2 separate regions of the Homo sapiens genome follow, and region 1 is linked to region 2. Evidence: chromatin loops called from intact Hi-C (ENCODE). Cell type or tissue: mammary epithelial cell. All regions are shown on one strand. Each heading gives the region's core, and the rest is flanking DNA. Links, peaks and the distances in the headings are about the cores only. Region 1 has its middle 480 kb from the start of COL11A1. Region 2 has its middle 550 kb from the start of OLFM3.

Region 1 (15,563 bases), core at 4,259-8,258, 78 kb after region 2:
AATTGGTTCCATTCTCCGTATCTTTTTCAGGTACCCCAATCAGCTGTAGATTCAGTCTTTTTACATAATCCCATATTTCTCAGAGGTTTTGTTCCTATTTTATTCTTTTTTCTCTGTTCTTGTTTGTCTGTCTTACTTCAGAAAGCTGGTCTTCAAGCTCTGAAATTCCTTTCTCCACCTAGTCTATTCTACTATGAATACTTGCGATTCACTGTGAAGTTCTTGTAGTGTGTTTTTCGGCTCTATAAGGTCAGCTATGCTCTTCTCTATACTGGCTATTTTATCTTCAGCTCCTGCATTGTTTTATCATGATTTTTAGCTTCCTTGCATTGGGTTACAACATGCTTATTTAGCTCTGCAAAATTTGTTTTATACACATTATAAAGTTTACTTCTGTCATTTCAGCCATCTCAACCTAAGCCTAGTTCTAAACCTTTGCTGGTAGGTGTTGTCATTTGGAGGAAAGAGCACACTCTGCCTTTTGAGTTTTCAGAATTTTTGTGCTGATCCTTTTTCATCTGTGTGGGCTTATCTACTTTTGGTCTTTGAGGTTGCTGACCTTTGGATGTGATTTGGGTTTTTTATTTTCCCTATTAATAGTCTGGTCACTGTTCCATAGTGCTGCTTCAATTTGCCAGGGGTCCATTCCAGACCCTAGTCACCTCAGATTTTCCAGTACACAGAATTATCACCAGTGAAGGCTGTGAGACAGCACAGATGGCAGACTACCCCTTCCTCTGGGAGCTTCATCCCAGGGGGATACAAACCTGTTGCCAGCCTGAATACACCTGTAGGAGGTAGCTGGGGGCCCCACGTGGGAGGTCTCACCCAGTGAGAAGGAATTGATCAGGGTCCCACTTAAAGAAGCAGTCTGGTCACGTTTTGCTAGAGCAGCTGTGCTGTGCTGGTGGATCCCTTCCACGCCTGGTTTGTTTAAACTATCCTAAGCCTGCAGGCTTGTAAGTGAGAACATTGAGTGCCAAACCACTTCTTACAATTACTACACGTGCATCTCTTCAACTAAAGTATTGTGGAAAGCATATACATAAGATTCCCAGAAGTAAGGGAAAGAAACAAAAACTATTAATATTCTTTCTTCTTTATTCTTCTTCTCTGTAGAAAACTGTTTCCTCATAAAACTGAATTACTTATCTTTTGGGAAAGACACAATAAAGTTACCTCTCAGAAGTCTTAAATATTCATGGAGTAATTCATATGACTAATGTAATAATTTATAATTATTTTTAGCAATGATTTTTTCTGAATAGTAAATTTATTCAACAATCTCAAGCCCTGTTTATATACATATGAAGTGAAATTGTCTTCTAAATATTCCCAAAGGAATGGTTTGGACAGATGCATGAAAATAAGAAAGACATATGGGAGATGTGTGGAGAGGAGGGGGGGTAAGCCTTTCTATATGAGTAACCTGTTACCTATACATTTAACCTCAGGGCTGCATGTGTAGGTTTTAAAATCACATAAAAACTTGTCAATTCAATTAGATTATACAAATATTCATTGTGGTAAAACAATGTCCTAGTAATATGTTTAAATAAATATGATATAGCTCTTATATTCAATTAGCTTATGATTTTAATTGGGACCGCTATGAATGTACCAGTGGTATATTATTAGGAAAAATAAGTTAAGCACCATTAAATATGATGGATGTATCATGGTGGTTCAAAGCAGTGTGAGATCATATATGGCTGATTATATATGGTTGATGGTTAGAAAGTTTTAAGATATTTTATATGTTGCCATTCTGAAGATCAGTTCCATCTCTGTTGGGACTAACTATATATATTGAAGTACAGTTGACTCTTGAACAACATGGGTTCGAATGACACTGGTCCACTTGTATGTGAATTTTATTCTGTCTCTACCACCCCTGAAAGAGCAAAGCAACTGCTCTTCTTCCTCTTCCTCTTCAGCTTACTCAATGTGAAGATGAGGATAAAAACCTTTATGATGATCCACTTCCACTTAATGAATAGTAAATATATTTACTCTTCCTTGTGATTTTCTTAATAACCTTTTTTCTTTATTGTAAAAATACTGTATACTGTAAGAATACTGTATATGATACATAATACATATACAAAATATGTGTTAATCAACTCTTTGTGTTATTGGTAAGGCTTCATGTCAACCATATGCTATTAGTAGTGAAGTTTTGGGGGAGTCAAAAATAATAGATTTTTCTTTTTTTAATTTATTATTATTATACTTTAAGTTTTAGGGTACATGTGCACAATGTGCAGGTTAGTTACATATGTATACATGTGCCATGCTGGTGCGCTGCACCCACTGACTCGTCATCTAGCATTAGGTATATCTCCCAATGCTATCCCTCCCCCCTCCCCCCACCCCACAACAGTCCCCAGAGTGTGATGTTCCCCTTCCTGTGTCCATGTGTCCTCATTGTTCAATTCCCAACTATGAATGAGAATATGCGGTGTTTGGTTTTTTGTTCTTGCGATAGTTTACTGAGAATGATGATTTCCAATTTCATCCATGTCCCTACAAAAGATATGAACTCATCATTTTTTATGGCTGCATAGTATTCCATGGTGTATATGTGCCACATTTTCTTAATCCAGTCTATCATTGTTGGACATTTGGGTTGGTTCCAAGTCTTTGCTATTTAAAGTTTTTTTTTTTTTTTTTTTTTTAATCAATGTTGACCAGGTTGGCCTCGAACATGTAGCCTTGCCTCCCCGAGTGCCAGGGCAACCAGTCTGAGCCGCAGAGGCTCCCGATACTTAGATTTTTCAACTCCACAGGAGGTTGGCATTTCTAAGCTTCACGTTGTTTAAAGGTCAACTGTGCTGCCAAAAACAACAAATGTTATGGAAATTGGTAAGTTTTAATATGTAAATTTATTCATATTTTTCTAAATATTGTTTCTTACAGTGATCAGTGCATTGGTTGCCCTTGCCTTAGTCTTTCCTTCTTCTGGCTTGATCCCATGAAAGCCAGATGTACATCTCTGTGCTTACGCCTCTGCATCACAGGAGAGGAATCCCAAAATATGAATACGGCAGCTGATATATGTTGCCCCTTTCCTCTCCTGAGAGAGGGACATATCTCCATACTACAAATTCTCCCTGGAAGGAGAAGAGAAAAACCCCTGGCTTCCTACCATTGAAATGTAAACAGATAAATGTCCAAAAGAGGATGATAAGTGTCTCTGGCTTTACATATTCTGGACCGTCTTCAAGGTTCCTAGTTTTATTCTCCTTTTAGAGACAAACTCATAATTCCAGAAATACAAATCTCTTCAGAGTTGTCAATACCTCTTCAGTCATCTTTTAATTTCCAGGGTTTGTCCATTAACCAAAGTTCCAGTGAAATTTACTAATAAAGCCTTAACCATGCAGAGACATAAAAAAGATTTCCTGTAAAATCATCAAGCTCTGAGATGAAAGAAAACAGCATAAATTTTTTCCTTAGTGATTAAATGATAGTTGAGTAGTATCAGATATCTTCAGGCCACTCATTTTATAAATAAATCTGGGACAAAAGAGAAAAAAATAATCCCATCACATTCTCCCAGTCTTTATCATGGGATCATTCAGTCTTCTCTACTTACCATTAATAGTTGGAAATTCTTAAAGTGAATTTTAGTTTCTTTTTTGAACAATTATTTTTACTTTATAATTAATAAATAATAATTTTATATATTCATAGGGTGCAGTGTGATGTTTTGATATAATGCTTGCAATGTAGAATGATTAAATCAGGCTAATCAACAAATTCATCACTTCACATACTTATTTTTTTTGTTGTAGTGAAATAAATGTAAAATCTACTCTTTTAGAAATTTTGAAACATACAAGGCATTATTATTTATTGCAGTCACCATTTTGTACCATAGATTACTGAAGCTTATTCCTCTTTGTCATTTTTTTTTTTTTTGACAATATCACTCTGTTGCCCAGGCTGGAGTACAGTGGCACAATCATGGCTCACCGCCGCCTGGACCTCCTGAGCTCAAGTCATCTTCCCACCTCAGCATCTCACATAGCTAGGACTACAGGTGTGCACCACCAGACCCAAACAATGTATTTTTGTTTTTGCAGAGATGGGGTCTCACTATATTGCCCAGGCTAGTCTCAAACTCCTGGGTTCCCAGCTCAGCCTCCCAAAGTGCTGGGATTACAAGTCTGAGCCACTGTGCCTGGTCTTATTCCTCTTTGTCTAATTGAAACTTTGTATGCTCTGATTAACATTTTCTTCCCCTCTCCTCCAGGATCTTGTTACCATCATTCTACTCTTGACTTCTATGCGTTCAATTGCTTTAGATTGCACATATAAGTGAGAACATGCAGTATTTGCCTTCCTGTGTCCGGCTTATTTCACATAGCAGAATGTACTCTAGGTTTATCCATTTTGTCCTAAATGACAGAATTTCCTTCCTTTTGAAGGCTGAACAGTATTCCACTGTATATAAGTATAACATGTTTTTTAAATCCATTAATCTGAAGATGGACACCTAGGCTGTATTCATTTCTTAGCTATTGTAAATAATGCTGCAATGAAAGTGAGAGTACAGGCTCTCTGCATACTACATACAGTCTCTTCTGCATACTAGTTTCAATTCCTGTGGATATACATCCAGAAATAAGATTACTGGATCATACAGCAATCCTATGTTTAGTTCTCTGAAGAATATTCATACTGTTTTCCATAGTGGCTGTATTAATTACATTGCCACCAATAGCACACAAGGGTTCTCTTTCCTATATATCCTGGCCAGCACTTGCTATCTTAGCCTCTTTTGTTTTCTCATTCAAAATTATTTCCCTAGGCTGCCTCACACACACTTATTTCTTAAATTAGACCCATACAATTGATAAAATTGTATCTTCAAACTAGAGCTCTTTTTGACAACCAGATTAATAAATACAACTACTTATTTGATAAACTTGGAATACCTATAAGATCCTGAAACTCAACAAGCCCATTACTAAAATAATGATCATTAACCAAAAAGTGGTGTTTTCCATGACTGTTCTTTCAGTGATTAACATCACTACGAACAAACAAGTGCATACTTCTGTGTTCAGTTGAATTCAGATGACTTGCTACCCTAGGTAAGCCAGAAACAAACAAGCGATCTGAATATGTCCCTCCTCTTTATCTTCACATCTAAGCCAGAACCAAATTCTCTAAATGCTTTTCTTCTAAATTTATCTCAAATCTTTCTGTTTCTTTCTAATGCCAAAAGAATTAGGTTAGTGCAAAAGTAATTCCAGTTTTTGCCATGACTTTCAATGTATAACTTGAGCTGCTATCAACTCTTGCCTGAATTAGAGGAAAGTGATTACTTTGGCCAAAATATCTTGCACCAAATCCACTGGCTCCTGAATACAGTGCACACTTATTTCTCTAGTCTCACTCTGTAAATCACTATGATCTGTAGACAGTGCCCTGTCAATGGAGTACCATTATCTTGCCTTCTTTTGGCTAATGATAGAACCATTAGATTTCCAGTCAGTTGTCAAAATCTCAGAAAGGCCTGCCCTCACATCCTTGATCAGGTCAAATCTTCCTGCTTTAAGTAATCATGTATAATGTGCCTCTTCTTCTAAAGAGTTATTATAGCTGTAATTTTACATTTATATGTATGATATTTGATTAAAGAAGGCAGAGATGATATCTGTTTTTGCTCAATTATGGTGATTGGCTCAGAGAAGCTGCTTATATATTTTGGTTGAATGAATTAAAGCCTCCTTCTGACTTCACTCTAGTAGCTGTTTTATAATGAGTGATTTGACTACCATCAAAGCCTTAGGCAAGTTAAGGTCCTTGGTTGTGTCAAAACTAAAATCAGATCAAAGTTAGAAAAATGTTATAGTTTATTATGCATGCAAAAAAACAGTTCACAAACTGGAAGATTTCAAACCAGAAATGCGAAACAGCTCTTCTCTCAGCAGTTTTAGTGCAGCTTATAAAGCATAAATGAAGAAGTACATGGATCTTCACTGTGACTGGCTATTATAAACATATATTCCTTTTAGGGAAAGTACAGCTGTCTATGCTGATTTGTCTGTAGCTGACTGGTTTAATTTCACTGAATTATGCTGACAAAGACAAAAAGCTTACATTTCATGTTTTGTTTATTGTAAAAGCTAGTGTTTCAGGGAAATCAGGATAACAATTTTTGGCTACAAGGCTATGGACCATTGGACTCGAGGTAGCTAAAGTGTAGCCTCAATTTTTATATACTTATTTGCTTGTTTGTATGTTAACATTTGGAGAAAATGAAACTGATTCCATCTGAAAGACAGGAAAGGGAGCGGCAACCAGCTAATAAAACAATCAGTGTCTTGTCTTGTCATGCACACGGTGCTGCCACCAGCCCTGCTAACATTGAACTACCGCTACTGCGGGCACCACTGGACTCTTAACTGCACTGCCTGCTGAGTAAATAATCTTCAAATGTATGGCTTTTTATTCCTGGTGAGAGCATCATACTGAGAGAAACAGTGCTTCAGCTGCCAGAGAGGAGAAAGGAGGAATATATAGAAACATCCAAACTTCATAGTAGGTCTCCTGCAAAGACCCACACACTGGGCACTCCTCTCAAGAGGAAAAAAGTCTGGGGGCTGAGCAGCTCAACGTGTCAGCAAAAGTCTATGATGAGGCTTTAACTCGAAATTCTCCTGTATTTTCTCAAACCTCCCAAATGCTCCAAAATACAACTATTTTGAAACAGTACGTGAAGGTAGTTTTGTGTTTCTATTGTTTGTTTCATCAGTTTGTTCACTACCATATTGTGAGAACTTAAAACGGTACCTAAAAGATATGCACTCAATAAATATTTGTTGAATGGATATTACTTATTAAATATTTTTAAGTGACTACCTTTTTACCAGTGATTACTATATGTAAGACACAGTTATAAATGTATTTTATAAGACATATTATAAATGTCTTAAATATATTAAATCAATTAATTGTCACCATTGTCATAAGAGGCAGGTGTAATAACTATCCCCATCTTAAAAATGATAAAACCTGAGAGCAGGGAGATAAAGTAACTTTCCCGAGGTCACACAATAGTGATCAGCGGAGCCTGAATTTTAATTCAGACAGATTGTCAAAATTTCTGTGTAACTACTATGCCAGGTAGAGTAAAACAATGATTCTAAATTTGGCAAGATTTTTTTATTCCTGTTAAAAACGGATTGGTTGGTTGATTGATTGGAGACCCAAATATAGTATGCCAACACAACAACATAATGTTTCTAAAACTCACTTCTCTTCAGAACATTTCAACAGCTCAACATTTCCTAGTAATATCTTAAACCCTTAGTCTAGCTTGCAGGATTTTCAATGATCTTATACTAGTTTCCAGTGTCTGGCACACTATTTACCATGGATGGTAACTTCTCCTTTCATCCCTGTTATTACTTTTATTGTGCACTCCACCTTCATATGCACCCTTATATTCAGTCATTCTTTGAACTTACGTATTTCTAGGAAATCCCAAGAAGTTTGAATGCCACATATTGTGTTTGGCAGCAGAAACAGCAAATACATTTTATAGGGTCCTAGTGATTCAGCTGCTTTTAGGAATGTGGCTCTCACACTGACCACATGGTGACACTTTTCCCATATATAAGTGAGCACCTGATGAACCCACATGTTGCATAGTACATCATTCTTTCTCCTGAGTGCTGTACAGAATAGAGTCCAATAACTGGTTTAGATACGCATCTAATACTCACAGAATAAACATCATTCATTGAGGCTAGTGTCAGGTATTCCTTATGCTGGAATGAGAACACACAATTCAATGTGAGACATAAAGATAAGTAGAGGCAGATACAGACAACACAGGACCACTTTAAGAAGGGCCCAAATCACATATCCCTATCCCTACACACCAATTATTGAAACTCCTGACTTTGATCAGTTAAATCTGTAACAGAGAATTGTTAAGACTCAGCATATGCAGCACAAAGCAGCACAAGGGAATAGTGCTCAAAGTGCAAGCCCAACATGAGCTGATGAGCATCATAGCCAGCCAGCAGCAGTTCAAGGTGTGTGCTCTCAAGAAGGCAGCAGAACCAGTTAGCAGGCCAAAGCAAGAGAAGAAAGTAGTAGTCATCACCTAGACATCTTGCTGACAGCAACAATTGCTAGGGTTCATCCCATTTTTGTGGCAGATTGCACACCACGCTTTTTTTCTTGAAGTTCCCTACTATCCCTCATATATGCCCATCAAAATCCAAGTTTCAATTAGCATTTCATGGAATCTTTGCTGGTTCCAATTGGTGAATAATGTTCATTTCACTGGAGTAGCACAATACTTTGTTTATAGCACTAATAGAACAGTAATAATGTTTTTTTTTTTTTTTTTTTTTTTTTTTTGAGACCGAGTCTCGCTCTGTCGCCCAGGCTGGAGTGCAGTGGCGGGATCTCGGCTCACTGCAAGCTCCGCCTCCCGGGTTCACGCCATTCTCCCGCCTCAGCCTCCCAAGTAGCTGGGACTACAGGCGCCCGCCACTACGCCCGGCTAATTTTTTGTATTTTTAGTAGAGACGGGGTTTCACCGTTTTAGCCGGGATGGTCTCGATCTCCTGACCTCGTAATCCGCCCGCCTCGGCCTCCCAAAGTGCTGGGATTACAGGCGTGAGCCACCGCGCCCGGCCAGTAATAATGTTTTATAAAAAGGTAGTTATTGCCCTGATTGTGCTGGATGTTCCTTTTAAGTAGACTAGGCAGCTATACATATTTTATAAATATCATTATGACTCTTGATGGATATCCCACTCTTACTAAATAGATCTCAATAACATTTGCAAAATTAAACTCATGGCCATTTTACAGATTGGATTAGCAAGTTTGTTTGTTTTGGTATTTTTAAATGAATAATGACTAGGGTAATGCCATGTAGACTCTATTAAAAATATTGACACTGATATATTAGAAATAAAAAGAAGAGTCTAGTTCCATGATTTGCCAAGACTTTCTTATAGTTTCTGGATTCATTTTAAAAAAAGAAAAAATATTAAAGCCTATTTTTTGAACCACGAGAAAGCTAACCTTTGTAAAGGTAGCAAGATTTTGACATAGGCAATCTTTTATTTTTACCTTTCTGCCACTGGGAATGACAAAAAGCACAAACTTCTTCCAGTGAAGCAAGGTTTTGAAACTTGCTCCTTGGAAAAAGTCAGAAGGCTGAGTTCTATTCTCAGCTCTGCTGCTAAGTGGTTGACTTACCTGAGGCAATGAGGCTAACCTGACTGTGCCTTACTTTTAGTCTCTGGGAGAAAAGAGAGTGGTTAGCAGTCTCTTAAATTTTCATTACAGTTGTATGAACACATGAGAAAGATATATGAAGGACTTTGAATTGCTAAGAGAAGGATTATTTATAAACATAAACCACTGTCATTATGTTTGAGCATGGCTTCAAGCTGGTAATGTTCAACTTCTATACTGCATCGTGTGATGGTGACAAATCATGGGACCCTTGAGCGGATGGCCTACTACACATAAACACTAAGTTCTTACTCTAATTTCATAACAAAAGAAAACAGTTTGATGTATACTCGTCACACATAGTTAGGACCACTTTATTATACAATTTTTCATTTCATTGAACAAATAAGGAATGAAATATGCTACATTTCAATCCTGAAGCTTTACACAGTAATCCCTCTATAAGAACCCTGGTGCTTTATAGCTTTCACATATCTTTCTAAAACACGTTAAGTGGATATTCATGAGTCTGGAGTATTTTATCACTTGAACATGGAATCAGACTGGAATCAAGGGGAACTTTGAAAGCATTTAAGCTATGATTATAATAAAACCGCCTCCACTAAACCTATAACATAGCAGGCAATAATGCATAAAACAGAAATAAAGCAGCTTCCAACATAAGCAGGCAACATTTTAAGTCAGTATCTTCAAATTTCCACACAAATTCATCTTTACAGAAAATCTTCACTTAATTATCTTATTAAAAATAGTAACAGCTTCATCTTCTCCATCTCTCTGTACCTGTTTTACCTCACTTCATTTTTCCTTTGTCGCCCTAACTACCCCTGATATCATGTGTGTTGTGCTTGTTTTCTCCTCCAAAATGCAAAATCCCTGAGACTAAAGACTGGGATATTTTGTTCTCTTTACTGCTGTATTCCAGAGCCTATAAAGCATGTAGAAGGTGCTTAATAAATGTTGGTAGGATTGATGATTTTCTGTTTCTAATCCCCCTGATTATCCAAAACATATCTTAAAATATAGTTGAAATACAGTTGTTATGCATTATAAGTGGTAAATCATAAATACTAATCATAGGAAATACTTTATATGGTTATTTCAATTCTAAAATACTTAATAAGCCATTATATGAATTTAATAAGACTACATATTATAGAAAAAACATTTTGAAACTCAATACACATCTCAGGCCAGCTGACTGAAAGCAAGAGACATTTGTATGACTTTGCTACCCTTAACCCATTTCAACTGGAGCAGTTATGCTTATAATTGTCCTGTTTAAAGGTAAGTTTCATTTGATCAAAGGGTTTTCTGGCTTTAGAAAGTTTGAAACTACACATATGAAGCTAGTATAATACAGAAAAGTATTTTTTATGACTGTAATTAAGTTAAACATAAAAATGCTTATTTTTCAAAAGATACATTCAGTATTGTTCCAAGATTTAAAAATAGAGTACCTATTAAATAATGAAAGATATTACTTTTGCCTTTAAGAGTTTATTATGTGGTTGTATGTTGAAAAGTCAAAATTAATATACATAAAATACCAAAAGCAATGCAAAACATAATTGTATTGAATACAAAATTTAATGAGCTGCATATATTATATGACTTTGAGGATGAGAAATATTAAAGATGGTAGACAAAGAGAAATGAACAAGGAAAATTATACATGATGTTTTAGTCATTTATGGTCTGAATTAAATGATGATAATGAGGTTGAAGGTGATGGAAAAATAGATGTTTCAAATGAAGAAAACCTGAAAAGCTTAAACTATGTTTGAAATACTTTCTTTAATAAATGTTAAAAAATCAACTAATTTTTAAAATAATAATTGATATGGATATGTTAAGATTATTTTGTACTGAAAATAAATTATATTGTCTGGAAAAATATGTAAAATTCATAATTTTTTCTATGATACTGAACAAGTAAGATCCCTTTATATTTTCTGATCCATTAGACTGCCAAATTTGACATTTTACAGTTATGCACTATAAGATTTTTTTATTTTTCATTTGTAAATTATAAATAAAATTATGACCAAAAATGTGTGACCAAGATTAATTTCTGGACTTTAAATGTGCTTCAGTATGATGAACATAATCAAAGTATCATGAAGGAGAAAAAATGCAATGCTAATTATATATATGATTTTAAGCTGACAAAACCTTTACTAGATCTAACATAAATGCATGCAAATAATATTTAAAATAGATTATTACGTAGACTAAAGACTGCAGGTGAACATGCCTAAAGAAATATAAACATAGTACACATTTTTAAAAGTTAGGAAAATGTCTATCACTCTCAATTTCCTATTCCTAAATTAAAATTTTATGTATTGGATCAGATTTCTTATACATTTCTAGGGGCATAAATTCTTCTGATTTTATTTTTAAACCTTTTCCTCTAAACCAGTAGCTAAAAGCTTTGTGTGTGTGTGTGTGTGTGTGTGTGCGAGAGAGACAGAGAACAAGTACACATACATATACACATACCTATATAAAAATATATGTGCACATATACACATACCTTTAATTAATAAATAATATTTGAATCACCAAATAAATGTTAAGCTTAAGACACTAAAAACATAAATTGTTAGTTTTCTCTATGTTCATTCAACTGGTGGCTTGGCAAAATGTTATCGTATTAGGGTGTTACCTTGTCTGTAAGAGTAGAAACTAAGAACAGGGCTCCTTTTCAAAAAGTTTCCTTGAGAAGATAACTCAGGGAATAGGAATGAAGAACAGAGGGAATGAAGCAGAGAAAGTAAAGCCAATAGAGAAATGAGTTACTGAGTTTGCCACCCATACTTAATTGGCTATTTTATCTCCAGGAACTTCTGAGAAGCATTAGTGTGTGTGTGCACGCGTGTGTGTGTGTGTGTGTATATATATATATAAAATAACTCTCTGCCAATGGGAAGAAAGGAGAAAGCACTTGTCCCTCAGCTTCCGTAGTTATTGGTCAAGGGTTGCCCTATAGGAGTAACCATTCCACACAAGCTACACATGAAGGAATGGCAAAATGGTTCCCATGGGTAACTCAAAGGTTAGCCCCAAGGTAAGAAGCCAGACATCATTGAAGCTATATTTAGCAAAGCACATAGATTGCACCTGAGCAAAAGTGGCAGAAGTCTGTTTAAAATTATTTGTTATAGCAGTGACTAAAATAACAACAAAGGAAAAGAATCTGAAGAAAGCAGCACACACACAACAGGTATCCAATACAGTTTACTTTTTGCATCATTCAGATTTACTCATGCCTTCTGTGAAATCCAATATATCACCAGGGGTGGCAAGGCACATTATTTGTTTACAAAGATACAAGACAGTTTGCAAAACAAGCAACATTCTATGCTCCAGTCACTCACCTTGAGGACATAACTGCTATTCATCACCTCTCTCCTTTATCACTAATTCTAGATTTCATTTGTGCTTTGTTAGAATTTTGGCTAGTCAAGGCTGACTGCTTTGTGACATGACCCATGTCACTCTCCCCAAAGAGTTTGAGACTTTGGTTAACTTGCTCTTGTTGCAATGTGGTTGCTAAAATTGTCCGGTTGCCGCTATCATCAGTCAGGGAAGTACTCCAGGGAACAGGCCAAGTGAACTCCACACACATACCCAGTCTCATTTTATAGTCACAAGAGTAACTTTTCATGCTTATCACGACAATTATCAATTACTTATACACATAAAATAATTGTTTTGGTTTGGTTTTATTTTTCCACTGAGCCACTGGACCAAGATTTTTAATCAAATGGAGCCTATAGTTTTGAAGCAAAAATCTGCACATGGGTTAGCAGGAATGATAGAGAAAAGGCCTAATCATACATTTCCCTTTGGCTCTTGGCTCAATGTCCTATAGATTTTGGTAATATATGACCATATATTAGCTATTGATTCAGCTCATATATCTCCATCCTAGAGGTCAGCACCCCTGCCTATAGGTTATTAAGTTTTAGCTGAACACTACCAGTCTATACCACCATGTTTTTAAGTCCAGTTCCTGATTCTTCTGGATTCCATCATCATTCATCTATATTGAACCTTCTTCGCTGAAATATGAAGTTTAACCTGAGGCAATTTTATATGGTATATCACAGCAATACACAGGGCATGTGTAAGCCCTTAAATAAAAGTGCCAACACCAGTACTGTGGCAATGGAGGGCAAACTCACAACTGTATTAGCTATAAAGGAAAAATCTCTAGAAGGAGTCAGATATAATCTCCTTACCTTAAAGAAGCAGGATAGTCATTCTGAATGATGGTGCTTCTCAGAATCAGTCTCTGCTGCTCAGTGGCTGGACACTGAGTAGTTGGAGTAGTTTGACAGTCTAGATGAGACTACTGGGCCCATGTAAAGCCTCCATCACTGCGGCCATGGCCACAACTTTCATAGGCCCATCATGCAATCACTGGTGTGACCAAAGAAGGAGGGTGCATCACCCTTTCCACTTTTCTCTTGAGTGCTGCCTTTGTGGTTTGATGGATGCAAAGGATTTATGGGTAAAAATATTGAAACTCTGCAATACCTATAGATGCCTCTTTCCAGATGTCTCTTTCCCAGAATTTGCTTGCCCTCATTCATCGTTTTTTTTTTTTTGCCCCTGAAAAACCCAGTCAATGTATTCAGCATTAGCCATACTCCAGAGCAGTTCTTAATCCCTATGAATTTAGTAATAAATATATTGTTCACAGTTGTGCTGGGAGCAGTTTCTTTTCACACTGTCCTTTAGGACCACTCCTAACTAAAGTTCAGCAGACATCTGTTTTTAGCTAGCCATAGAATATGGCCATCTAGGAAGCTGGCCAGGTGGAGAAAAGTTCCAATAAATCATAGGTATGAGTTGGAGAGATGTTAATACAGCATGAATAAACATCACAAAAGTTCAGGCCACCTAATCATGTAATTTTACACACACCGTCTTGAACTACTCAAGTCCAATTCTCATCATGCCATTTCCACTGAACAACGAATTCCTTCTTTGTTCTTGTGGCTTTTTGCAGTAGATAAAGTAATACCCTACTCAACATGGTAAATGCAGGTCCCATGTTTAGGAACTCAGTCTACTAATACCCACTAGCACACCAGGGGTCTGTCACAGATGGCATTGCCTTTCTCTATAACCTTCCTGGAACTCTGCTATTGGGATTACCAGAGACATATGTACACAGCATCTTTTACAATTGTGATATCTCTGACACCATCAGTTTCCTGGAAGGTATGGCACAGAGAGAAGACATCTTGTACTGAAACCTAAACTTTCTACAGAGGCCTCTTTTACTCTGGGTCCCACTTTTTAGTTACATGATAAGTAGGTTGAAAGAGTATCCCTTAGTTTGGCGTAACCTATCTCCAAAATCTAAGGCTCACCAAAAGCTTTCTTATGATAGAGAGTGCAACGCATGGCGACTTTGTTCTTACCACATGCCCCAGACTGTTTTACTTCAAACAATCCACACTTTGGTCCATATATAGGCATCTAATCTGTCTACTAATTTCTGTTTACCAAGTCCAATTAACATGTTTTCATTACTTGAATGTACCAAAGTGATGAAGAATCCTGTGAGAGCTGAACATATATATCTCCAGGGCAATAAAGTGAATTTACATTCCTGTTCTTCCCATATCAAAAGCAAAACATTTTTTGATCATCTTTAACAGTTAGTAACATGTTTAAGTAAGTTGATTTTTAGTAAAGTACCCTATGAAATCCCTCCCCTTCAAGAATGTGTTAGCTATTTTGAGGTCTTTTCTACATATATAAATATTACAATAAACTTGAAAAGTGTCTCACAAAATACTTTGGATTTTTGTTTGGAAATGCTTTCATCTTGTACTATATTTGAATAGAATTGATATATTTTTAGTATTTCCTCTTCACATTCGTGAATATTTAGGTTTCCATAAACGTCTTTCAAAAATGTTTCTAATTATGTGCAGTAGGTCTGGCAAATATGTTAGGCTTATTCCTGCATACCTTAAATTTTATTATTTATTATAAATAATATTTTAAGATGTATTTAAATTTCTAACTGCATATATTGATACATATATTTGGAGTTGAATATGTAATACTGACTTTAAATCTGTATCACCTGTGAATCAGTTTGTTTCTCTGCAATCCTTATGCACCTTTAATTTTTTTTTGTCGTACTCTACTGGCTACTATCTATTGTACAATGTTGAATAAAAGCAGTGGCACCCTATACTGTTGACTCGTTTATTTTAAAGAATCACATATATTTTTCTTTTTCTCAAATAACTCTGAGCCATGAAAATTTAGGGTAGAATTTGTAGCTTCAA
Region 2 (15,563 bases), core at 6,499-10,498:
AAAAGAATTAGGTGAAATTTCTAGATAGTGGTTACATATGAATTGACTAATGGTTGATACAAAGACGAAATGCAGGGTTTTCAAGTGTTGGTAATAGACTCTTAAACTGGTGATTTGTATATTTGTGTTCATTAGTTTTTTTTTGTTTTTTTTTTTTTTTTTTTTTTGAGACGGAGTCTCGCTCTGTCGCCCAGGCTGGAGTGCAGTGGCGGGATCTCGGCTCACTGCAAGCTCCGCCTCCCAGGTTCACGCCATTCTCCTGCCTCAGCCTCCCAAGTAGCTGGGACTACAGGCGCCCGCCACTACGCCCGGCTAATTTTTTGTATTTTTAGTAGAGACGGGGTTTCACCGTTTTAGCCGGGATGGTCTCGATCTCCTGACCTCGTGATCCGCCCGCCTCGGCCTCCCAAAGTGCTGGGATTACAGGCGTGAGCCACCGCGCCCGGCCTGTTCATTAGTTTTTAACCTATTAAAATTATTTATATTTTATAATATATAAATATTCCACTAAAAAAATAGAAAGAAGTAAAATAAAGAATTTAGCTGTGAAGTCAATGTACTGGTTTTTATCAGGTCCAACACATTTACTCATACAAATAAAATGGGTAAAGAAGAATCTCATTTGTTCCTGACTGTAACTATCATTCATTTGATGACATAATATAATTAATACTTAATAGCACATTTAATGCTTTTTAAATTTAAGAATATATTTACTTTTCATGGAAAAGCTTACATATATATTTAAAAAATGAATTCGGTTAAAAAATCTTATTCTTTAAAGATAACATTTTATGATTGAAAACTCATATTACACTAATCTTCTGTTAATATAAGTTGTAGAATACTTAGTTATGTTGCATTTCATTGTATCCTAACGTGTTGCTATTTTCTTCTTCCATTGCTCACTTAATTATTCCCAGGAAGATGTGGAAAAGAAGGTAAAACTCAGAATTCATTAAATTTAAAAAGTAATAATAAATCTATCATTAGTGTTTAATCCCAAACCAGAAAATAATTTGGACATTTCTCTTATTTGGAAAGGGAAAAATATATTTCTGAATTGTTACCAGGCTTCTATTTGGAACTACTTAACACTTGCAATGATTTCTATGCCACTGCAGTTTTGAAAATCATTCCCACAGATGTTGATCCCTACTTTTACAGTCATTTAAACCAAACTATATCTTTCTAATTTTCATATGCTGTCAACAAGCTGTGCTTTAGTGTAAATCCTTGCCAGAGCTTTTCCACCAGTAAATGGGGCAATTGGGATGGGGTTTTATTTTGAATGACAGTGTAACCCAAGAGCTTCACTAATTACACTGTAATATAAAGTAAATCTTTAATATACTGTCTTAAAGAATTAATATAGTATAAAGGAAAATGACTTTAAGGAAGACAACTTCATTTCATTCTGTGAGGCTCTGAAATCTGATGTGCAATAAGCAGGCAGACAAACCATTAGAGAGCAAGTAGGAATGACATTCAAGCAAGCACTTCCACAGCCTCATCAAAAATGTGCTGAAACGACAATAGTGAATGTGTATCAGAAGTTTAATTTAGTCTCCTAAGTGACCTTGATTATTTGATTGTGTGGTATCTGACAGAGTGTTTTTAAGTATATTTATGAATGCCTAAAGCAGAATATAGAAAAAGGAATACTCTTCAAACAGCTACCCTGAAGATTTCTTGGATTAGAAAGGAAAATAAAAAAGATCAGTTCAGATCATTAATAATTCAACATCGTTATGATTTTAAAATCCCCTACAGTCAAAATCTTGACTTTTTTTTTTTTAGAAAATTATTATTAGGGAAAGCCCTAAGGCATTAGTGAAATGTTTATAAGGACTGTTTATTTCATTTGTATTAAAATTGTACCCTTCCAGTACGCTCCACCTAATTTGCCTGGCAAATCCAGACTGTCCAGTACCTGCATGTAGTAGATACATCTGTTACCGGTTTTTTTCTTACTTGCTGCCACACTGCTGGTTTTCTGATGCACACTAAGTGATGAGATAAAAACTAACTGTATATAACATACACAAAAATCTTTTAATTTTTGAAATATTTTTTCTATTAATAAAACCATATCACCTAAATATTTTAATAATTTATTTTCAACATTTTTAATAAGAATAAACCTCATGTAAAAAAACTCACAATTCCACAGATTTTTCATATTAAAAATTACGAGTACATCTCTTTCATTTATACCTCGAGTCTCTGAAAACAGGTGTTATCCTTTTTAATATACATATAATGGATATCATATAATAGAGTCTGCACTAATGTTTGAATATTCAGTTGTTTGTGTGCATTCTACATATGTACACATAGAAAATTGGAAAAATATCCTTAAATTGATATCCATGAACTTAGCTATGGATTAAAGTATCTTTGATAAACAGAAAAGATTCTATACCTAGATGAAGCACACTATCTAGTGACGGCTCAGACAAATAAATTTAAAACTATGGATAGAGTGTGTTAAGTATTGTAATATGAACAAACATAGGGTGTTATGTGAAATAAGTGGGAATTTAACCCAGTCTTGAGGAATGAGTATAGATATCCCACAAGATAAACTGTTTACACTGAGCTCTGCAAAGATAATTATAATTAAATCCAGGAGTATTATATGACTGTGGGCTTGACAGCAGGGTATGTTTATTATGGGAATGAACTTCTGGAAAGAGAGAATGTGTATGTTTAAGGATGCTAAAGTCATAAGAAATAATTTTGTATGTGAGAACCCTACTAACATTTAATAATATGTAATTTTATTTATGGGTAAATTTATAAATTGTCTTAGTCTTCTCTGTGCTGCTATAACAGAATATCTGAGACTGGGTAATTTATAATTAATATAAATTTTTTGGCTCATTTTGGAGAACGGGAAGTCCAAGATCAAGAAGGGCCTTCTTGTTATATCATCCCATGTGAAATGGCAAACAGAGGGCAAGAGACAGCAAGAGATCCAAATTGCAGCCTCAGGCCCATTTACAATAGCCATTAATACATTCATGAGAGTTCCACCCTTATGACCTAAACACTTCCCATCAGGGTCCACCTCCCAACATTGTTGCATTGGGGATTTAGTTTCCAACACATGCTTTTTGGGAGACACATCCAAACTATGGCATTCTGTCTCTGGCCTCAAAATTCATGTAGTTCTCAAATGTAAAATGCATTCATTTCATCTCGAGACACTCAAAGTCTTAACTGTGATGGTTCCAGCACTACCTCAAAAGTCAAAAGTTTGAAGTCTCATCTTAAATCAGATATGGGTGAAACTCAAGGCATGGGTGAAACTCAAGGCTCACATCACAGTGAAGAAAATTCCTCTCCAGCTGTAAGCCTATGAAATTAAACAAGTTAGCTATTTAGAAAATAACTATGGTGGACCAGGTGTAGAATAGACATTTTCATTTCAAAAGGGAAAAAAAGAAAGAGGTAACAGTTTCTCAGTAACTACAAAACCCAACAGGAAAAGCAAAACTAACTCTTAAAGCTCCAGAATAATCTTCCTTGACTCCATGTCTGGCCTTCTGGGCATACTGGAGTTGGGGCTAGGCCCCCAAAGACTCAGGCAGCCCCACCCCTACGCTTTGCTGAAGTCAGCCCATGCAGTAGCTCTGAAAGGTTGAAATATTGTGCCTGCAACGCTGGTAGCTCTACAATTCTGAGGTCTTGGAGGAGGCCTCACTCCCATAGCTTCACTAAGTATAACCCTAGTGAGGAGTCGCTGACATGGCTCTGCCACTGTGATAATTCTCTGTCTGAGACAACCTTGAAAATCTAGTTGGGGAAAGTTATGCCTCCACAGGAACATTCTTCCGTCTTTCAGAATTAGCCCCATGTCAACACTGTTAAGGTTTACTGCTTAAATCTTCTGGAATGGTGGCCCCAGCCATATTGGGCTGGCTTGAGTCATCGCTGTGGTGGCCAAAGAGCACAAAATGCTCAAAGCATTGACTTGAGGTAGCACAGAGCAGCCAATGCTGGGATGCTGTGGGCACCTCTCTGGAAAACTTTCTGTCAAGATCCTAGCTTGCCTTAAACATCTCTGAAATGCTTTTGACGTAATTCTCCCTTTGGTTGGTTGAATAGAACATAGCTTTCATCATATTATCCATATTAATCTCTTTAACAAATGGTCTCTTGGAAACACATTTTGCATTTTCTCCTGAGTATGTATTTTTAATCTTTACTTGACCAGTCTGAGAGTTTTCCCAACATTTTCACTTTGTTTTCTTTTTACTTATAAAGTCTGTCTTTAAGTAATTTCTCTCCTCTTGAATGTTACTAAACATGCCTAAACAAAGCCGCACAGTACCCTGAGCACTTTACTGATTAGAAATTTCTTTCTCCAGAAATCCTAGTTTATTCCTCCTAAAATCTGTCTTTCATAAAGTCCTGGAGCATTTACACAATTCAGCCAAGCCCTCTGCAACAAAAAAGGCCTTTATTATAGGTTCCAGAAATATATTTCTGTTTTCCATCTGAGGTCTCATTTTCTACCAGCATTCTGATTATGACAACTTACGTAATTTATAAGAAGTTTCAGACTTTCCCTAAAGCTCTTCTTCTGAGCTCTCACCAGAATTGCCCTTAATGCTTTGTTTACAACAATTTAGACATTTTTCTAGCCTGCTCCTCCAATTATTCCAGGCACTACCCATTACCCACTTCCAAAGCCACTTCTGCATTTTCAGGTATTTGTTGTAAAAATAGCCCAACTTTTTGGTACCAATTTTCTGTCTTTGTCCATTTTTTGTTGCTATAGCAGAATATCTGAGATTGTATAATTTATAATACACAGAAATTTATTGGCTCATGATTTTGGTGGCTTGTGAGTTCAAGATCAAAAGGCTGGCATCTGGTAAGGGCCTTCTTGATATGTCATTCTATGGCGGAAGGTCAAAAGGAGAGTGAAATAAAGCAAGAGATCAAACTGGAAACCTCAGGTTATTTTATAATTGACATTAATCCATTCATGAGGACTCCACTCTCATGATTTAAATATGTCCCATTAGGTTTCTCCTCCCAACAATATTGCATTAAGAGTTGTTTCCAACACACGTTTTATGGAGGGCACAGTCAAATGACAGCACACACCTAAAAAAAGTATAGTGCCTTACTCAAATTCAGTAATTAAATATGGATGTAAATTAGTATACAGTAAGGGAGGAGAGGCTAAGGAGGTGACTTTTAACCTGAAGCTCATACAGATATAAAAGGCTTTAGGTCGTGTTTCTTCATCTAAAACTTGCTGGTAGCTCTCTTCACTTTTATCCTGTGCTGTGCTACTTTGTATAACTGTAGTTTTTCCTCCCAGATGATAAGCATTCTGAGGGTACAACCTGTATTTACTTCTTTTTTTCTGGCCTTTCTGCCCAGCTCAATGCAGCATAAGGATACATTTGAATAAGTAGGTGATTGCTTATAGGCAACTGCTTAGGGCATGTTTTTAATGAGATATTTCATATTTTAAAATAAAGCTTATTATAAAATACATTTTCAAATAAAGCAGTTCCATTTTAAATTTCTAAATGTTTTGATAATAAATATTAGAAAGCTACTATTCTATGCTTTTTCCTCATTGTTTTTGTCACTTAATCCCAAGTTCTGCCTAATTCAAAAGGATGAAGCATAGATCAACAGCACATCAGTGATAAATACTTCCAATACAATTTGCTTCCACATTAGATATTAGAATCTCTTTTACAGACACTTAATTTGGTACAATCCTCAGGCAAGTCTGGGCTCACAGCAATGACAGAGGTTCCGATTTGTTTTCCTGAGTCATCTACCCTTCCATCTCTGTATATTTTAGGACATAGGGCTTATAGCTGAGAGGAAGTAATCTAAATCTTTTGAAATACTCCTCTTATCTGTCAACATTCAGGGTATACACACAAATGAAAAACCACAAATAATCACATATATCACAAAGTAATGCATAAAATGACAGTTTTGTAAAAATTGGTATTTAAGCAACCTTCAAATGAGGATCATGATGATTTCATTATATCCCTAGATCAGTATACACTCTTGATCTCCATGAGTAGGTGATGCATTTTTTATTTGCCTTATAAACACTTCATTATGTAAAATAAAATTAGAATTCTTGTTAAGTGTAAGCTATATGAATCCTTTAAAAATACATTAATGTATTTTGAAAATTTTTAATAAATAATTGGAATTTTCCAAATTAAAAGCTATTGAAAAACAATTTAAAAGCTTTCGAAAGCAAAAGCAATTCTGGATTGTCTTTAAAAACACAGAAGTGATGTTTTTAAAGTTAGAATATCTTCAAATGCTTTTATTGTATACAACTGACTGCAATTTTAAGTTACCTCAAGTTTTTCCACATTTTACTTAGCTTTTTAAATCACAAATAAAATATAAAAAAGCTGGCAGTAGAATGTTACAGAAAACAAACTTCCAGGAATTGCCCAGGAAATAGTAAAGATTCAGTCTAATTTCTCACAACTCATTATAATAAATATTGATGTTATGGATGCTAACATGAGATTACCAAACTTCAGTCAATAAATATCTATTGCTCTTCAGTGCACTGTACATACTAAAGAGAATATTTTTATTTCCAGCAGTAAGCAACTCCTGAACTTAACTGGCTTAGGGACCTCTTCTATAAACATTGCAGAAACCTGCAAACATGTCTATCATAATACCTACTATACTGCATTTGATTATGTTTTTCTCTATTCATTTCCTTCTTGCCTGAAAGCTCCTTGAAGTGATAATAGAGTTTTATTACTTTTTTTTTAATATATAGTGCCCAGATAGTTTTAATCTATAGTGCCTAGACAATGAGAGCTCAGGAAATGTTTGCTGCTGACATACAGGAATGAATTTTAAAAATCACATTTAGACATATACACTAAGAAAATTTGATTTATAGAATATTCCTGTGCTTCAAAGAAAAAGGCATTTTATTAATCTCTTATTTATCTGGCAATGTAATGTCATACTTTATTTCCCATCTTTGTATTAAGACTTTATCAACATAAAACCCTTAACAAAGATTTTGTTGCAACTGGAAATTTACTTGGTATTTTCTAAAATTTAAGTCAATGTATCACACCTTGAAGTCATACAATATCATAAGAAAATTTTAATGATGGATAATGCTTTTAATTACTATAGTCACTTTCAACATGACATTGATGATATTTTTATTTGCTTGTCTTCTGAATCTAATGTATGACCTAATAGTATGCCTCTGGATAGTTAAAAATATAACAAAGAGAAAATAAATGACTGAAAGTGATAATAATATTTTTAGTTATGTATTATTATTTTAAGGAATGCATTTGATATTTATATATACCTGTTCATTACTGAATAAATAAACTATAATTTATTATTTATTATTACCAAGGTAATACACCTTTGTTATAAAAAATGCTGAGCAATAAGAAGAAGAAAAAGTTTACTTAGAGTCCCCTGAAAAAAAGATACCCAGTGGCAAACATGGTAATTTTTCTTTCCCTCCTTTATCCATGTAAAGTTTTACATGGTTAAAGTCATAACACATGTATTTTAAAATAAAGCAAATATGTTCTGGTAATAATTTGTTTCTTCAGCAAATATTTTTTGGCACCTACTATGTGCTATGTACTCTTCTGGGTACTTGGGATATATCAATGAACAAAATAGAAAATATTATTGCCCATGTGCATCTAAAGCTCTGGGACCTACAAATATAAATAAAAATAAATAAGGAAATTGCATAGTATGTTAGAATATTCTATCAAAAACGAAAGCAGGGAAAGAGAATAGGAGATCAAGGAAGGAGTCTAAGATATAAATATAGTCAGATAAAACATGACTGAGAAGGCTAGTTTTGAAAATGGCTCCGAAGTAAGTAATAGAATGAATCCCAGAGAAATTTAGAGTAGAAGACCAATGACTGTGATGAAACAAAAACAGAAAGTTATTGTGGTTGAAGCAGAGGAAACATGGGAGATTATACTGAAAATAAAATACAGTGAGACTGTATTAATCCATTCTCATGCTGCTAATGAAGACATATCTGAGAACACCTAATTTATAAAGAGGAGGCGGTTTAATAGACTCACAGTTTCACATGGCTGGGAAAGCCTCACAATCACAGGGGAAGGTGAAGGAGGAGCAAAGGCATATTTGACAAGGCAGCAAGGAAGAGAGCATGAGCAAAAGGGAAAAAGTCCCTTATAAAACCATCAGATCTTGTGAGAACTCACTCACTATCATGAGAACAGTATGATGGTAACTGCCTCCATGATGAAATTACTTCCCACTGGATCCCTCCCATGACACATGGAGATCATGGGAACTACAGATAAAGATGAGATTTGGGTGGGGACATAACCAAATTATATCCTTCTACCTCTGGCCCCTCCCAAATCTTATGTCCTCACATATTAAAACAAAATCATGCCCTTCCAACAGTCCCCCAAAGTTTTGCCTCATTTTAGCATTACCTCATAAGTACAAGTCCAAAGTCTCACCTGAGACAAGGCAAGTCCTTTTTGCCAATGAGCCTGTAAAGTTAAAAAAAAAAAAAAAGTTAGTTACTTCCTAGATACAATGGAGGTACAACCATTGGGTAAATACACCCATTAACAATGGGAGAAATTGGCCAAAACAAAGGGTCTACAGGACCCATGCAAATTCAAAATCTAACAAGGCAGTAATTAAATTTTAAAGCTCCAAAACAATCTCCTTTGACTCCCTGTCTCACATCCAGGTCATGTGATACAAGAAGTGGGCTCTCACAGGCTTGAGCAGCTCTGCCCCCTGTGGCTTTGCAAGGCACAGCCCCTCTCCCAGCTGCTTTCACAGGCTAGCATTGAGTGTCTGCGGCTTTCTGAGGCACATGGGGCAAGCTGTTGGTGGATCTACCATTCTGGGATCTGGAGGACGGTGGCCCTCTCATAGCTCCACTAGGTGGCACCCCAGTAGGGACTCTGTGTGAGGGCTCCAACCAAGTCCCCAAACTGCAAAAAGCAGCAAGTCTCTGGGCACAGGCCATGAAACCATATTTTTCCTCCTGGGCCTCCTGGCTTGTGATGGGAGAGACTACCTTGAAGACCTATGAGATGCTCTGGAGACATTTTCCCCATTGTCTTAATAATTAACATTTGGATCCTCATTACTTATGCAAATGTTTGCAGCCAGCTTGAATTTCTCATCAGAAAAAAGACTGTTCTTTTCTATCATATCATCAGGCTGCAAATGTTCTGAACTTTTATGCTTTGCTTCCTTTGTTTTTAAATTATACTTTAAGTTCTGGGACACATGTGCAGAACATGCAGGTTTGTTACATAGGTATACATGTGCCATGGTGGTTTGTTTCACCCATCAACCCATCATCTACGTTAGGTATTTCTTCTAATGCTATCCCTCTACATGCTCCCTGCCCCCGGACAGGCCCCAGTATGTGATGTTCCCATCCCTGTGTCCATATGTTCTTATTGTTCAACTCCCATTTATGACTGAGAACATGTGGTGTTTGTTTTTCTGTTCCTGTGTTAGTTTGCTGAGAATGATGGTTTCCAGCTTCATCCATGTTCCTGAAAAGGACATGAACTCATTCTTTTTTTATGGCTGCATACTATTCCATGGTGTATATGGGCCACATTTTCTGTATCCAGTCTAACATTGACGGGCATTTGGGTTGGTTCCAAGTCTTTGCTATTGTGAATAGTGCAGCAATAAACATATGTGTTTATGTGTCTTTATAGTAGAATTATTTATAATCCTTTGGGTATATACCCAGTAATGGGATTGCTGGGTCAAATTGTATTTTTGTTTCTAGATCCTTGAGGTATTGCCACACTGTCTTCCACAATGGTTGAACTAATTTATGCTTTCACCAACAGTGTAAAAGCATTTCTATTTCTCCACATCCTCTCCAGCATCTGTGGTTTCCTGACTTTTTAATGATCACCATTCTAACTGGTGTGAAACGGTATCTCATTGTGGTTTTTATTTGCATTTCTCTAATGACTAGTGATGATGAGCTTTTTTCATATGTTTCTTGGCTGCATAAATGTCTTCTTTTGAAAAGTATCTGTTCATATCCATTGCCCACTTTCTGATGGGGTTGTTTTTTGCTCGCAAATTTGTTTAAGTTCCTTGTAGATTCTAGATATTAGCCCTTCGTCAGATGGATAGATGGCAAAAATTTTCTCCCATTCTCTAAGTTGCCTGTTCACTCTGATGGTAGTTTCTTTTGCTGTGCAGAAACTCTTTAGTTTCATTAGATCCCATTTGTCAATTTTGGCTTTTGTTGCCATTGCTTTTGGTGTTTTAGTCATGAAGTCTTTGCCCATGCCTACCTGACTTTATACTACAAGGCTACAGTAACCAAAACAGCATGGTACTGGAACCAAAACAGAGATATAGACCAATGGAACAGAACAGAGGCCTCAGAAATAATACCACACATCTACAGCCATTTGATCTTTGACAAACCTGAAAAAAAACAAGCACTGGGGAAAGGATTCCCTATTTAATAAATGGTGTTGGGAAAACTGCTTAGCCATATGCAGAAAACTGAAACTAGACCCCTTCCTTACACCTTATACAAAATTAACTCAAGATGGATTAAAGATTTAAACATAAGTCCTAAAACCATAAAAGCCATAGAAGAAAACCTAGGCAATACCATTCTGCCTCCCTTTTAAAGATAAGTTCCAATTTCAAACCATATATTTGTGAATGAATAAAACTGAATGTTTTTAGGAGCACCTAAGTCACCTCTTGAAGGTTTTGCTGCTTAGAATTTTTTTCTGCCAGACACCCTAAATCATCTCTCCCAAGTTCAAATTTCCACAGATCTCTAGGGCAGGGGCAAAATACTGCCAGTCTCTTTGCTAAGCCATAGCAAGAATCACCTATACTCCAGTTTCCAATAACTTCCTTATTTGCAAGACCACCTCAGCCTGAACTTCACTGTCCATATCACCGTCAGCATTTTGGTCAAAGCCATTCAACAAGTTTCTAGGAAGTTCCAAACTTCCCAGATCTTCCTATCTTGCTGTCTTCTTCTGAGCTCCCCAGATTGTTTCAATCTCTGCCTGTTACCCAGTTCCAAAGTTGCTTTCACATTTGCGGGGTGTCTTTACAGCTGTTCTTCACTACCTGGTACCAAGTATCTGTATTAGTCTGTTCTCATGCTGCTAATAAAAACATACTCAAGACTGGCTAATTTATAACGAAAAAGAGGTCTGATGGACCTACAGTTGCACATGGCTGGGGAGGCCTCACAATCATGGTAGAAGGCAAATGAGGAGCAAAGGCAGTTCTTACATAACAGCAGGCAAGAAAGCATGATAAAATAGAAAAAGTCTGTTATAAAACCATCAGATCTTGTGAGAACTCACACACTATCATGAGAACAGCATGAGGATAGCTGCCCCCATGATGAAATTACCTTCCACTGGGTCCCTCCCATAACATGTGGGGATTATGGGAACTACAATTAAAGATGAGATTTGTGTGGGGATACAACCAAATCATATCAGACAAGAATGGTAGCAAAAAGTTCAGGTAGGTGGCCATAAAAATAATCCAGGTGAGAAATTATTGATGGGGACAGGAGGCAGAAAAATTCTGGGCAGAATAATGCAGGTACCCAGCAAGGGTCCCACCCTCAAGCCTAGAACCATGGCCCAAAGTGAGAACATGCATTCCTGTTTTCCTGTTCAAATGTTGCCTTTTCTAAAACCACCCTTAACCCACCCCACTGTTGCAGGAAGTCAGGGACCCCAAACGGAGGGCCCGGCTGGAGCTGCGGCAGAGGAATATAAATTGTGAAGATTTCATTTTAATATGGACACATATCCATTCCCAAAATTAATACTTTTATAATTTCTTACACCTGTCTTTACTGCAATCTCTGAACATAAATTGTGAAGATCTCATGGACATTTATCACTTCTCTAATAATACTCTTATTATTATGGACATGCAAGTAGGAGAGAGATCACTGAATTCTTTTCCCAGCAGGGAATATTAATAATTAATACCCTGGGGAAGGAGCATTCCTCAGGGGAAGTCTATAAATGGCTGCTCTGGGAGTGTCTGCCTTATATGGTTGAGATAAGGACTGAAATACGCCCTGGTCTCCTGCAGTACCCTCAGGCTTCTTAGGGTGGGGAAAAGATCCCACCCTGGTAAATCTGAGGTCAGACCGGTTCTCTGCTCTCGAACCCTGTTTTCTGTTGTTTAAGATGTTTATCAATACAATACGTTCACAGCTGAACATAGACCCTCATCAGTAATTCTAATTTTGCCCTTTGCCTTGTGATCTTTATTGCCCTTTAAAGCATGTGATCTTTGTGACCTACTCCCTGTTCATACACCCCCTCCCCTTTTAAAGTCCTTCATAAAAATCTGCTGGTTTTGCGGCTCAGGTGGACGTCACGGACCTACTGATATGTGATGTCACCCCCGGAGGCCCAGCTGTAAAATTCCTTTCTTTGTACCCTTTCTCTTTATTTCTCAGACGGGCCAACACTTTGGGAAAATAAAAAGAACCTATGTTGAAATATTGGGGGTGGGTTCCCCTAATACCCCACCCCCATTCTGTGCTCACACAAACCCCAAGCTTTGCCAGCAGAGCAGGAGAGGAGGAGAAGAGGAGAAGCAGCTAGACATCGGAGACTATGATTTGACATTGGACAGAAGCAGCTTGATGTTAGAGGAATGGTTTGATGGTATTGCTTCAGAGAGGAGTTCGTCCAGACTCCAGGGGAAGATCACCTGCCTATTCCACATTTTTTCCAGCACCCCTTCTGGCTGAGAGCCACTTCTATCAGCAATAAAATCCTCTGCATTCATTAACTTTTCCTGGATGCCAAACAAGACCTCAGGTGCCATGGGTACAGATCCTAAAGGCTGCCACACTAACCCTCTGCTCCTGCTGATGGCAAGCAACCACCTCATGCAAAAAGGCAGAGGGCCCAATGAACTGTTTAATACTTAAGCTGTCCACAGATGGGAAAGTTAAAGAGCACTGTAAAACACTCTTTGGGGCTTCAAGGGTCATGGGTACTCCCTGCTTGATGCTGCCATGGGGCCCGCACAGAGTTTTGCTTCTGTCAGCATCCAAAAGCACTTGCCCTGGCTCCTGCACCCACGCACCTGTGTGCTCTCTCTCTCATGAGAGGTTGAGGGCAATGGGTTGTAATCGGTGGAGTTTTGCTCTTTTGCAGGTGCCTAAGCAACCAGCTAGCTCCATCACCCACACTCCAGTTCCCCACTCACAAAGGGGTCGGATAAATTTCCCACTTTATTATGTTTGTTTAAGTCAGAGGGGAAGCTGTGACAGTGGAAAGAACTAGTTGAATTCTGGATATATTTTGAAGATATAACTAGTAGAAAGCATTCACATTAAAAATAAGGTATGATCATGATAACCATATAGGATCACACTAAGATTTTGTCCCAAGTAACTAGAAAGATGAATTTGTCCTCACTGTAATGGGAATGATAAGAGGGATCATCAATTTGGGAAAAAAGTTCAGGTCACCAGTTCAAATATATTAATATAAGTTGTTTAATAGGAATTCACACATATCTTTATGTACTCAGGTGAACATATAAATTGGGAACTGTGGAGAGAGGTTAAGACTTCAGACTGAAACGTAGGAGTCCTTCACATGGGTGAGACTGGAAGAATTCTCCCAAGGAAGTAGTGCAGATAGGGAAGAGGTGTCCAGAGACTGAGCATAAAAGCTCACCCATGTTAGGAGACAGTAGTATACAAAAAAGAAGGCTAAACAAAAGTATCAAGGAAAAGTGGAATAAAATCTAGCTCTTTTGAAAGCCAAGTGAAGAAAGAGAACAGAGTGATCAACTATATCAAGCACTACTGAAGGGTCAGATTGGATGAGGCCTGAGAAATGAGCCTAGGTTTTAGAAACATGGATGTATCGGTTAGCAATAATAATTGTGGTTATGTTTAAGTAATAGGGATTAAAACCTAATTATAAGAAGTTTAAGGGAATATATAGGAAAAATAATAGGAGATAATATGAGATATTTATTTAATTTTAGTAGATAAAGTTTTGTTGTCAAGGGAAGCAAAGGAATGAATGAAAAGTGGTGAAAAATGTGAGTGTAAGCCTTTCTCTTTGTATATTTAAATAAAACTGTTGAATAGAAAAAAGTTAGCTTCTCTTTTTTTTTTTTTTTTTTTTTGATATGGAGTCTCACACTGTCACCCAGGCTGGAGTGCAGTGGCATGATCTCAGCTCACTGCATCTTCCACCTCCTGGGTTCAAGCAATTCTCCTGCCTCAGCCTCCCCAGTAGCTGGGACTACAGGTACATGCCACCATGCCCTGCTAATGTTTTGTATTTTTAGCGGAGATGGGGTTTCATTGTGTTAGCCATGATGGTCTTGATCTCCTGACCTCATGATCTGCCTCCATCTCCGAAAGTGCTGGGATTACAGGCATTAGCCACCGTGCCAGGCCAAAAGTTAGCCTCTTAGATCCTGATGGAAACGATCCAGTAGAGGGAAAAGTTATGATCCAGGAAAGTAAAATGATAATGACAGAGGAACTGACCTTGAATAAATAAGTAAGCACTTAGTACACAAGGAGAGAGCTTGGCCTTTAACAACAGCAAAGACAGTTCATCTTTGCTAACAGAAGTGAATATAGAAGGATACAACCATTGGTAAGTGTGCTGATATGGTGAGTGGAGCTTGAGATTTTCTCCTGATTGCTATTTCTTTTTTAGATGAAGTTGATATAATATAAAAGAAATCATCTTAAACAATTCAGTGGCATTTAGTAAATTTAATTTGGTGCAATAATCACCTCTACTTGGGAACCCTAACTAATACAACACCTAATACTATGGATATGATAAAAAAAAAGAACAAATGTTGGCACAGTAGGCTGTCTACAAGCTTGAGGAGCAAGGAGAGCCAGTCCAAGTCTCAAACATCGGACTTGAAGTCCGATGTTTGAGGGGAGGAAGTATCCAGCACGGGAGAAAGATGTAGGCTGAGAGGCTAAGCCAGTCTTGCATTTTCATGTTTTTCTGCCTTCTTTATATTTGTTGGCAGCTGATTAGATTGTGCTCACCAGATTAAGGGTGAGTCTGCTTCCCCAAGCTCATTGATTCAAATGTTACTCTCCTTTGGCAACACTCTCACAGACACACCCAGGAACAATACTTTGCATCCTTCAACCCAATCAAGTTGACACTCAGTATTAACCATCACAAGTCCAGCCCTTGTCAACTTGAACCCATGCACATCTCCGAGATCATACATGATGTTCAAGTAAAGACAATAATAAGGTCATAATTATGCATAACATAATACAACTATCCTTTGTACAACCGGAAACATACCAATCCCCAACCCAAATACTATTACATAAAGTTAACAATGCTTAAATGCTGATATGAAGTCAATAAATCTATGTCACATGATAAAGGAAAATAGAAGATATTTTCTTAGTACAAGGGTATACATGCATAAACATGTTTTTAATAAAAGAAGGAGGAAATACCCATTACAGTTAC

What was found. Hi-C counts contacts between places; a loop is a spot of excess contacts. Peaks named below come from ENCODE experiments on the same cell type or tissue, not always from the same donor. Only the 100,000 strongest peaks of a DNase experiment are listed, where the experiment ranks them.
Region 1: it touches region 2 in a loop (22-fold over the local background); 1 of 110 quality-filtered maps calls a loop at or near these places.

Annotation. Positions count from the first base shown.
Region 1 is chr1:102,622,161-102,637,723 of GRCh38, forward strand. No RefSeq gene overlaps it. Among named protein-coding and RNA genes, the nearest start is that of COL11A1, 480 kb to the right of the region's middle. In mammary epithelial cell, for the core only: a CTCF peak has its summit at 6,395; no DNase peak of the experiment used is centred there; H3K4me3 peaks cover 285 bases; H3K27ac peaks cover 339 bases.
Region 2 is chr1:102,542,026-102,557,588 of GRCh38, forward strand. No RefSeq gene overlaps it. Among named protein-coding and RNA genes, the nearest start is that of OLFM3, 550 kb to the left of the region's middle. RefSeq lists a silencer at 8,924-9,043. In mammary epithelial cell, for the core only: a CTCF peak has its summit at 8,969 (motif pointing right); no DNase peak of the experiment used is centred there.